2 separate regions of the Mus musculus genome follow, and region 1 is linked to region 2. Evidence: chromatin loops called from intact Hi-C (ENCODE). Cell type or tissue: heart. All regions are shown on one strand. Links, peaks and the distances in the headings refer to the core of each region. The heading gives the core; the rest is flanking DNA.

Region 1 (5,346 bases), core at 1-5,000, 260 kb after region 2:
GAGATCCGCGACGGTCCACCCACCCGGCCAGCTCCACCTTAGCACGGCCGTCCCGCTCCCCGGCCCCGGCCCCGCCCCCAGCACCAGGGCTTCACCTCGGCCTCGCTGCGGCCTCGCAGCTCCTGGGCCAGCTCCGCGGCGTCTGGCTCCGGCTGGCCCCGCCGAGCCTGAAGTAGTCTCAGTAGATGCCGCATCTCGCGGGGGCTCCAAGCGGTGGGGCCCGTAGCTTCACCTACGTAGCGTGCTGGGACCCTCCGCCGTCTCTGCGGTGGCTTCATAGCGGGACACTGCGGGGCTCTTTCCCTAGTGGGCGGGGCTACGGAGGCTGAGGCGGTCTGCAAGAGCACTTCGCGGAAGTTAGCAGACCGGGGGCGTGGCTCGCGTTTGTCTGCTGCCGGGTGTTGCTACAGAGACTGAGGCGGGCAGAGGGATTAGTGTTTTATCTGCGTTTTATGTCACTCGTGAGCTGCAGCAAAAAACTTTAGACCCTATATTTCCGAACTACGTCATGAAGTCCATACTGTGTGCTTTGCTTTTCATAGAGAAGTGGGCAGATGCCCTCAAAAACGTGGGCTTGCCATTTGTGAGGCAGTGTCGCTCTATGTCATCTTGGCTGGCCTGGATCTCGATATGTAGACCAAGCTGGCCTCAAACTCACAAACTCGTCCTCCTGAATGCTCCGTTTAAAGGCACGCTCCTCCACACTTCTTCACCAACCAATCTTCCTTCACCAACCTTTAATGCTCATTTCTAACACAGACATGGTGGCTCACAACCAACTGCAGTGTACACCCATATGGTTTACATACACATACATAAGGGCAAAAGGCATAAATCGAAACAGATCAACCCAAGCTTGCCACTATTCCCAGCATTTGGGAGGCTGAGACAGGAAGGCCGCTGAGTTTACAGGCTAGCCTGGGCTCCAATGAAAACCTGCCTTGCAAGAAAAATAAGTCTGGGTTATGGGGGCAGACAGCCCTAGACACTTCTGAGGGGATATAGTATTGCCAAGCCTGTTTCCTCGTTGGTGGATTAAACCCGGAAGTTCCTTTATTGCTGTATTAGTCAGGGTTCTCTAGAGTCACAGAATGTCTCTCTATTGAGGGAATTTATTGTGATGACTTACAGTCTGCAGCCTGACTAACCCAACAATGGGCAGCTGTGAATGGAAGTCCAAGAATCTAGAAGTGACTCAGTCCCCACGAGGCTAGTTGTTTCAGCTAGTCTTCTGTAGAAGTAGGCTCCAACAGATGTGCTGGCAATTAAGTGCAAGCAGGTGAAGAAGAGTGAGTCTTCCTTCCTCCAATGTCCTTATGTAGGTCTCCAGCAGAAGGTGTGGCCCAGATTAAAGGTGTGTACCACCAAGCCTGGATCTGGGACCTGCTTTGTCCCCAGCTGACCTTGAACTCAGAGATCCCCTTGCCTTCGTCTCCTGGGATTAAAGGTGTGTACTACCTTACGTGGGCCTTTGCTTTTCATGGCCACTATGCCTCAAGATCTCCATGCTAAAATCCAGGTCAGAAACTTGTGTCTTCCAGCCTCAAGATCTGGATCACAGGTGAGCCCTTTAATTCTGGATTGTAGTTCATTCCAGATATAGTCAAGTTGGCAACCAGGAATAGCCATTACATTTGCTTAACACAAGGATGAGACTCGAGTTTGAGGAGGTTGGTTGAGGGACATGGAAGTAAAGAACAAAGAAGGTCCAACTTGGGAGAGAACGAAGGAGGGAGGAAAGGAAGACTCTATTTAAACGTAAGCCGGCTGGGTTGTGTGTGCTTTTCTGTTTCAGGCAAATGGCCCATGTCTCTCCCTGGCTGTATGTGTTCATGGGGGTTGGAGTCCCACCCCTCCATTCTAAGTCTTTCCAAGCCACAAATCTCCCCACATCTGGACCCAAGGTACAGCCTGGAGCCTCCCCTCGTGCACTCCACCCCTGCCCATGTTTGGGAGCATATTGACTCCACCAGAAGTTAGCAGGTCACCAATTTATTTTGAACAGGGGAGTGAGGACAGGGAGAGGGGAGAGAAGACACGCAGGAGGCCTTCTGAACGGTAAACCACGGCTGAGTGGATCTCAGGACCTCACTGGGTGGTGCCATCTCTGGGGGAGAGGGGGTGACAGAGGCTCAGGTCACATTCTCCCAACAAGCTTTGGCTTCCTTCACCAATCTATGTATTGGGGTGTGTGAAACTAAAACTGTATAAATCCCTCTTACATATCTGTTCAAGTCCTAAAGACCCCGTTCTTCACTGCTCGGGACCCCATCTCCCAAATTCCATTTGCAGCTCCACCTTTGACAAGTTACTTAGCCTCATAAAAGCATTCTTCTTCTATCTATCTGAATGTTGTTCAAAAGAAGATTAAATGAATGCACAAAGTACTTGGAGTCCCATGAGTAAACTCTAAGAACGATCCTTACCACCATGCCCTTCTCATAGCTCTTGCTTCAGACCTTCACACCCAGTACTTACCTGCCTACTGGGGGTCTCTGGAGCTGGGGGCCGCTGAGAGAAGCTCTAGGAGGCGGGCCTGGGGGTGGGGGTGCTGAAAGAAGAAGCTAGCTAGAATAGGAGTTGCCTGTGCCCTGCGCCAGATTAAGCGCGCCCCCTGGTGGGAGCTGCTACAAGTGTACCAGCCCTAAGGGCCAGATCCTGGAGGCAGGTTCAGGGATATGGGCTCACGGGGTTGGGGGTGGGGCAGGTAGACTACTAGACTGTCTGAACGTGTGGAAATAGGTGTGGGGTTCTGGCGGAGCAGAAGTCAGTACCTGAGTGTGCGCAGACGAGACCAAGCCCAGCGGCCAGCGCAGCACCCAGCACGAAGGCCGCCAACACCAATGCCACCACCGGTGCAGGCTCCAGTGCTGCAGGGGCTGGAGCGGGTGGCTCCGGGTGTACCGACCTGCCTGGGAGACTCTTGGATGGCCCTATGGGGACACGCGCAAGGCTGAGACTAGGCCTTGGACCAAGCTGTCCTTCCCATCCCGGTCCCAGGGCCGTTTGTGAGCTTACTAGGGGACGGACGAGGTATTGTGACCACGATGGGCTGTGTCAGCATGTGCAGGTGGGGGCTGTCGGTACCAAGGCTCAAGCTGCTGCCCGCACATGCCTCATCCTGAGGCAGACACTGGGTTGCAAGGGAAGAAACCAGACTTCAGTGCCTTGGTGGTTCTGGGTCTGGTCTCCCAGGGCTCCTATGATGGGCTTAAGCTTCCAGCTTTCCACTAGAGCTAGGAGGTTACCACGGGACTCCTGGGCGTAACCATAACCATAAACCTAAACCTAAAAACGGTTTCAGCCCTAGAACACCCCATATGTCAACCTCTAGGTCTCAAGTGAGGCCTGCAAATCAAATGTGCAGAAGTTTAGATAGATCGCAGTGTTTTCTTGAATCCAGCCTTCCAGCCCTAAAAGGACTCCAGATCCCACCCAAGGATCTTAGAGCACAGGCTGTACATTTCTAGTCTACTTACCGGGAATCCTTCTGCAGAGCCCCATGAGGGATATCTCTATACCCAGTACCCATTGTGAGAGGGACCCAGACCATAAAGCACTTTGCTTCCTAAGGTCCCTCAGCTGCCAGAAATGCCTTTGCCTAGCTAGAGAATATTCCGCAGGTGCCGAGATTACTGTTTCTGTTAGCGCACCCGCAATGGTGCTGGTGGGGTCAAAGGCACTGGTGTCAGGCGGACAGCTCGGCGGTGGTGACTGCTGCGACGGCGGCAACGGCTGATCTGGCAGTGCAAGAACTGTACTGAGGCATTGAATACCGGACGCAGGCGAAAGCTGAAGCGTGAGACGCTAGCAGCATCCGGGCGTGGAGGTGGTGAGAAGCTGACAGAGTCGTCGGCGGGGCAGCCCCCACGTAGAAGCACCAGGGCAGGCCCCAGGGTCGGGCGTGAAGAAGGTGTTACTGAGCATCGGTGAAGGGCTAGGCCCCATCTCGGTGAAGGACGGGCCAGGGCCGCCTGCAGGATCAAGGCGCCATCAAGGTCGACCAGTCCCCATCTATCCCTCTTCCCAGCCACCCTCGTCGTTTAAGGCGCCCGCACCTGCACAAACACATGGCTGTCCGCCGGAACCTCCAGTGGCCCTGCGCGGCGAGGGAACGCGTCCTCTGCATCTGATAACTCCAGACTGAAAAGGGGTCTGCGCAGCCAGGGGCCAGGCGCCCCAGGTAACAGAGGTGCTGAAACAGAGCACATAGCAAGGGCGCAATTCCCTCTAGGGAGCCCTTGTCTCGCTTTGAAAAGGGATGCATTACAGGTGGTCTCTTTACCCATGCTCAGCCGCATGCCAAATTCTTTCCAAGTTACAACCATGTACCGCTTAGTGGCATCAGGGCCTAGTAGAAGCTGAAGCCAGCACAAAGCTGTGCTCTTTCATTTTCTGACCTTTTGTGCCATTTGCAGAGTAGGCAAGGGGATGTGGGGGACACACGGAGTTAATGCCCTCCTGTGGTGGTGGTCAGCAGAGATGAAGTCAGGATTCTCTGCTTTGCCCAGGTTGCTAAAGCCTTAGAGTCTAAAAGATCCAGTATGAGCTACTGGCCACTAAGGAGAAGTAGGTTACTGGCATCTGTTGCAGTCAGGAGGGTGCCCACCCGTATCCCTCCAGAGGGCAGAGGCTCAGTACAGACAGGCAACAGGACTGGGAATTTCTGTTCAACAGATCTCTAAGTCCCCAAACAGAGGAGAGAGAGCACCAAGAGGTAAGGGTGGATGGTCTCTTTTGTGTTTACCCAGGCTTGCACTTACACACACACACAGCCTATACAAGCAAATGACTGCTTTCAAGCAGCAGTTAGCTGGGGGTTTATCACGAATGATTTGCACACTTGACCCTATATCCACAGCCCTTACCATCACTTGGTTGAGAAATTTAAGGCAACTGGCAGAGGGGCTAGTCTGGGAAAAGAAAAAGGGATGGCACCCCTCCCCCTCCCCACACCACCACACACATCCAGGTGCAAAACGCAGTTGAGAAGGGACAATGGGCAAGTGGGACACAATGCCCCCACCCCGTGGCAGCCTCTACGTACCACGTGGTGTACCGTGCTTACTGGAGGTCCCAGGGAGCAGGGCCAGGAGCAGGAGCGCAGTGCCCACCATGGCGGCCTGTCCAGGTTCGAGTGCTCCAGACCGGCAGCGAGCACCTGGCTGGGCTGTACCCAGCCCTCTAGGTGTGGGTAGGTAGCCCTGGCCTTGGTGAGGCTGCCACCCTGGGAAGCAGGGAGCGGGGGCGGAGGATGGAGGGGCTGACATCTGAGCACATGCTCAAGGCCAGCCATGGATAAGGGCTTTCTTGATGTACTGAAATTTCTACAAGGGGGGCCCCTCA
Region 2 (5,352 bases), core at 1-5,000:
TCTTGGATAAGGAAGGCCGATCCTGGTTCCGACGTCTCCTGAACCAGCGTTGAGTCTGCCGAAGCGTGAGGCCACACTGGGAAGCCAGCAGGACCATCTGTGTCTGAGAAGGGAGTAATGAGGGGAAGGATTATACAGGCCCAATGCCGGTTTCGTACCCTTTGTTCCTACTTTGATTCCCCACTGAAGCTTAAGATCTATCCCACAGAGAAAAGAGAGGAGGGTAAGGTGGCATCTACTTCAGTTCCTGCCTTCACTTCCTGCCTTCACTTCCCTCAGCAATGGACTGTTACCTGAAAGTTTAAGTTGAAATGAACCCTTTCTTCTCCAGCTTGCAGTTGTTTGCACTGCAACAAGCAGCAGAGTAGGACACTACCCTAGGCAGGCACTCAGCTCTCAGCTCTATAGAAGCTATTCTATTCCCAGACAGGGCACACTGCCATCACGTCCACCTTACCCAACAGAACCTGACCCAGACCAGGCCAACTGGGCTGCCACACCATGGATGGGAATGGAGGCAGAACCACAGGGCTGCTTCTGACACTCCAGGCACTCCACTGGATCAAAAGCATCTTGTCCCTTCCCAGAACTGGGACGAAACCTACTCTTCTGTTTGTTGAGTGATCATAAGGTTGATGTTCCAGACTAAGAGAGGAGGGCTTCATATGCCAGGAAGCCTCACAGTGGTAGGACCTCATGTCCCAAGAAACCTGGGAGGAAGGAGCAGGGCCTTAAACCCCAAGAAGCCTAGAGGTACAGAGACTCATGACCCAGGAAGGCTGGAATGCCAGTTTCAAACTCTGGGAACCCTGAGAAGGATGGGACCTTCAAGTCTCAGGAAGACCAGGAGAGAGAGACATGGCCTTGTGTCCCAGAAAGGCTACACAAGGACAATTTTATGCCTCAAGACCTTGAAAATAAGGTTTCCCCAGGTCCCAAGGAGAACAGGAAGGGCAGGGCTTCATACCCAGGAAGCCTAAACGGGCAGATACTCTTGGCTCAGGGAGATGAGGAACATGGCCTTGCTTTCAAGAGATAGATGAGGGATGGGGCTTCAAAGCCTTGAGGCTAGGAAGAGTAGCCTCGTACTGAGAGAGAAGTGGTTTCAAGCCCCGCAGAACCAGGGAAGGAGTGACTGATCCACTAGTCTCTGCACAGCAGGAAGAGGTGGGGGTCTCACAAACCAGCAGACAGAGGAGAGAGCCTAACATACCAGGGAATCTGTGGGTTCAAGTTGAATCTGTGGGTGTGTCAGAGGTCCCTGTCCAACCTCTAATAAGGGACACACACCACTTCTATGCCTGGGTCCCAGGGCAATCACCATGCAGCTGTCTAGAGAATATGGGGCTCACCTCCTCTGGACACTGCTTCATCCTGAGGAAGTACTTCTCCAGCACCGGGTTGGGCTTTATCTTTCTCCTGATTGGATCCTGCACACCCATCCACCGGCTCAGGGGCAAGGCCACAAATCTGAGTGTGAGAGAGACAGAACTCAGAAGAATGCAAATGAAGGGATGTGACTATAACAGGAGGAAAGTGAGAGGACCTGAGGCTTGGGGAAGCCTTACCAGTATGTATAGTTCAAATCTATCTGAAAAGAGGGTTTGGAAGCCCAGAGCCAAAATGCCCACGTGGGCAGGACAGAATTTTCTGCCACTACTCCCAGCTTTAATCCCTCAAGGCCAAAGGGATTACCTGTATAGTGCATCAGACCAAACCTAAGAAAAGACACTATAGCTTTGTCTTCAGAAGAGAGATGTTCAGACCAGTTCATTGGGAACCCAGGATCCTTCACCCATATTCAACCAAAATCAAGTCTTCTCACTACCTGTGTCCTGGTGACCTGGGTCTTCACCTCTCTGCATCAGGTTACTCAAGGGCGGGCCTAGGCATGCTACCTGTTAAGTCTGATTTACCCTCCCTCCCATCCTTCCTGCAGCAGATACCTGGTTAATCAGTTACCCACATTGCCCACAGGAGGGTGCCCCAAGACCACAGATGGAGACTGAACATCAGCTCTTTAAGGAACTCAACTCCTTCCTTAAGGCCTATCTAAACTGAGCTTCCCACAATTCCTACAGGCCCAGCTGATCTTACACACTGTATATTCTTAGTCATGTTACTAAATCTTTGTGTGTCTCCATTTTTCCTTCTGTAAAATGGGAGTAATAATAGTACCGTGCCATATATTGTCATCAAGCATTGAGTTAAGACATACATACATCTTAGATGACAGAGAAAAAGCCCTCAAAAAAGAAGTATATGAGGGCTCTGGGCAGACGGTTCAGTAAGAGTCTTTACCACACAAGCATTTAGTAAGTGAGTTCAAATCCCCAGCACACATGCAAAAACTTGGGTGTGGCCACATGCCTGCCTGTAACTTCATCTCTCTGGCAGGTTGGGAGATGAAGGATCACTTAGGGCTTGCAACCCACCAACCTAGCTCTGGGCCACTCAGGGAACCTATCTGAAGGTACTAAGAGAATGATAAAGGACATCTTGATGTCCTCTGACCTCTACACCACACACACACACACACACACACACACACACACACACACACACATACACACACACATGCATACACCCTGCAGGGCCACATCATGGCACTTACCTCTCAAAGACAATTCGCACAGCCACCAGGACCAGAGCCACTGGGAAGGCAGCAAGCACGTGGTGAGGGTGGGCGAACACCAGGCCATCACGGTCCTCCAGCTCTGCCCATGTGACATTGGGTGGTAACCAGTATGTCTCCTGCCACAGCCACTCACTCAAGCTGAACGACATGCTGTGGATACACAATCAGGTAAGCATAACTCAACTCAACTCAACTCAAAGGGTGTGTACAGTAGGACAGGCTGAATCTTCAGTGCCACTAAGCATACTACTTGAAGAAATGTCAGAACAAGGGGAATACTGGAGAGATCGTTCAGTGGTTTAGAGCACTTGCGGACCCACACCGCAGCTAATAACCATCTGCAACTCCAACCTGAGAAAGCCAATGCCCTCCTCTGACTCCCATAGGCAATGCACCCAATGTGGTGCACAGACATACAAGCAGGCAGAGCACCCATATACAATATGGTGGTTTGAATGAGAATGCCTCCATAGGCTCAAATATTTGAATGTCTGGTCCCTAGTTGGTGGCCTGTTTAAGAAGAATTAGGAGCTGTGACCTTGTTGGAGGAGGTATGTCACTGAGAGTTGGCAACGCCCACTCCAGGCCCAGTGTCTCTCTGTCTACTACCAGCAGGTGAGGATGTAAGCTCTCAGCTACTGCTTCAGTGCCATTTCTGCCTGCTTGCTGCCATGCTCCCCACCTTAGTGATAATGAACTAACCTCTCTGAAACTGTAATTGAGCTCCAATTAAATACCCTCTTTTATAAGTTCTTTTGGCCATAGTGTTTCATCACAGCAGTAGAACAGTAACTAAGGCACACATAAAAATGAATAATGTTTTTAAAGCCGGGTAAATGGTATTTCTGGTTTATCTAAGAAACCATTTCCACAGTTAAATCCTGGAGGTTCTGACCTATTTCATGGTCAATCCTTGAAGAGTTCACAGTATTAGGATATAGCAAAAAAAAAGTAGGACGAGCCTTGGAGCTGGTAAGGCATGTCCTTGTGGCTGTGTCTTGCCTGAGGCCTTCTTCTATTGCTTTCTTCTGCTTCCTGGACACCATGTCTCAAACTGTTCTACCCCACTACACCCGCCCCACCATGGTATAATGACACTCAAGTAGTAACCCAGAATAAATCTTTTTTTCCCCTTAAATTGTTTATGATACATGCTTTGTCACAGTGGTGAGATTGCTTAACTGAGGTTTGAAATATGCTTGCATGATCTTGGTTTTGGTTTCTTGTGGGGATCAAGGTCACCACCCTTGGCTACATAGTGAGTTTGAGGCCATCCTGGGCTATACAAGACCCTAAATAAAAAGAAAAATCAAATTCACATGGCAGGAAAGAAATAATAAATCAATAACGAGAACTGTAAGTGTCACTCAGTAGCCACTTGCCTAGAACACAGGAGGATCAAGTTTAATCCTCAGCACCCTCTCCCCTCCTCCATTTTCAAAACACAAAAGCATTTCAGATGCACACTAGCACGTACTGTTGTCTACACAAAATGCTATCAACATAAAATTCAAAATTAGGCCAAATAAATGTATGCTGCTGAGGTTGGTTGGCTTCCTGTGGCTACTCTTGCAAACTGGTTGTCTGGCAGTTCTATATATAGGTCAATAGTTCTAAATGGATCTCACTGGGCTCAAATCACGTTGCTAAGCTGGTCTCCTCTAGAGGCTCCTGGGAGAATATGAATATTGCCTTTTCCAGCAACAAAACTCAAAATTCTACATCTGGGCTATGCCCCCAGCTCCTGACTCAGGGATTCTAAGCAGTCACTCTTGAGGAAGTAAGATGAAGGGCTTCAGGGTTCCTCAGTTTCCATTTTCTCCTTTGAAACTCAGCTCCATATCCTCACATCTCATATATCCAGTCTGAAATATGAGTACAACAGATATGTACTTTACTGGGGAATGGAGTGGAGGTGAGAACAGGAGGTTCCATCCTGGCTGGTTTAATTCCTGGCTCAGTCATTTACCAGTTATGTAACCTTGGGAGCAGATGCCTTGCTCTCTCTGTGACTCAGTTTTCCCATCTGTAACTGGGATCCACAATAGTTCATTCCTAATAAGTGGCTGGAAATGACGCCTACAGCCGTGTGAGAACAGTGCCAGTAATGATTTGGGGGAGGGAAGTGGTCCGAGAAAGACTGAGGGGTCACTGGTATGTGGCAGCTTCTGGATGATGCTTTGTGTGGTGAGTGGTTTATGCGTACATGGGCAAGTCCACGAGCTCTGCATGTACATGTGGAGCCCAGAGGTAGACCCTAGGTATCTTCCTAAATTGTTTCCCACTTTATTTTTTTGAGCCAGGTTCTCTCACTGTACCTATAGTTTACAAGCTGGCTGGAATGCCCAGTGAGTACCCAGGATCCCCCTGTCTCTAATCCCCAGCACTGGAATCAGAAGCATTTCTGTGAGTGTCTTCTTGCTTGCAGAGCAAAGGTGCCACGAGGCAGTGGGTGCTTTTCTTCTTCATGCTCCACTCCTCAGGTCCCCACACTCCCAGTTCTGAGAGTGGAACCCAGAACCAGGCTAGGCAAATGCTCTCCAATAACACATACACCCAGCCCCACACTGGTAGATTCTAGACAGACAATCTACTTTTGAGCCACAACCCCAGTCCTATGATGGCACTCTACCACGAAGACATGACCCTTGCCCCTCACTGGGGGATTCTAGAAAGGGTCTTTTCCACTGAGTCACACTCCCAGATCCACAATG

The links. A loop is a pair of places that touch in the nucleus more often than their neighbours do. Peaks named below come from ENCODE experiments on the same cell type or tissue, not always from the same donor. Only the 100,000 strongest peaks of a DNase experiment are listed, where the experiment ranks them.
Region 1: it touches region 2 in a loop (3-fold over the local background); 6 of 42 quality-filtered maps call a loop at or near these places.

The regions. Positions count from the first base shown.
Region 1 is chr8:4,248,054-4,253,399 of GRCm38, reverse strand. It overlaps Tgfbr3l (transforming growth factor, beta receptor III-like), which reads right to left and starts at 5,186. Exons shown (of 7, transcript NM_001195258.1): 1 at 5,048-5,186; 2 at 4,059-4,195; 3 at 3,654-3,974; 4 at 3,019-3,133; 5 at 2,775-2,933; 6 at 2,479-2,551; 7 at 1,977-2,107. The coding sequence starts at 5,117. The coding sequence ends at 2,089. Snapc2 (small nuclear RNA activating complex, polypeptide 2) reads right to left here and starts at 298. Exons shown (of 5, transcript NM_133968.1): 1 at 96-298. The coding sequence starts at 278. In heart, for the core only: a CTCF peak has its summit at 2,617 (motif pointing left); DNase peaks (open chromatin) are centred at 319, 2,609 and 3,929; H3K4me3 peaks cover 2,749 bases; H3K27ac peaks cover 3,006 bases.
Region 2 is chr8:4,512,991-4,518,342 of GRCm38, reverse strand. Cers4 (ceramide synthase 4) reads right to left here. Exons shown (of 11, transcript NM_026058.4): 2 at 2,615-2,788; 3 at 1,353-1,470; 4 at 1-103. The coding sequence starts at 2,787. Among named protein-coding and RNA genes, the nearest start is that of Cers4, 22 kb to the right of the region's middle. In heart, for the core only: CTCF peaks have their summits at 1,970 (motif pointing right) and 3,211; no DNase peak of the experiment used is centred there; H3K27ac peaks cover 847 bases.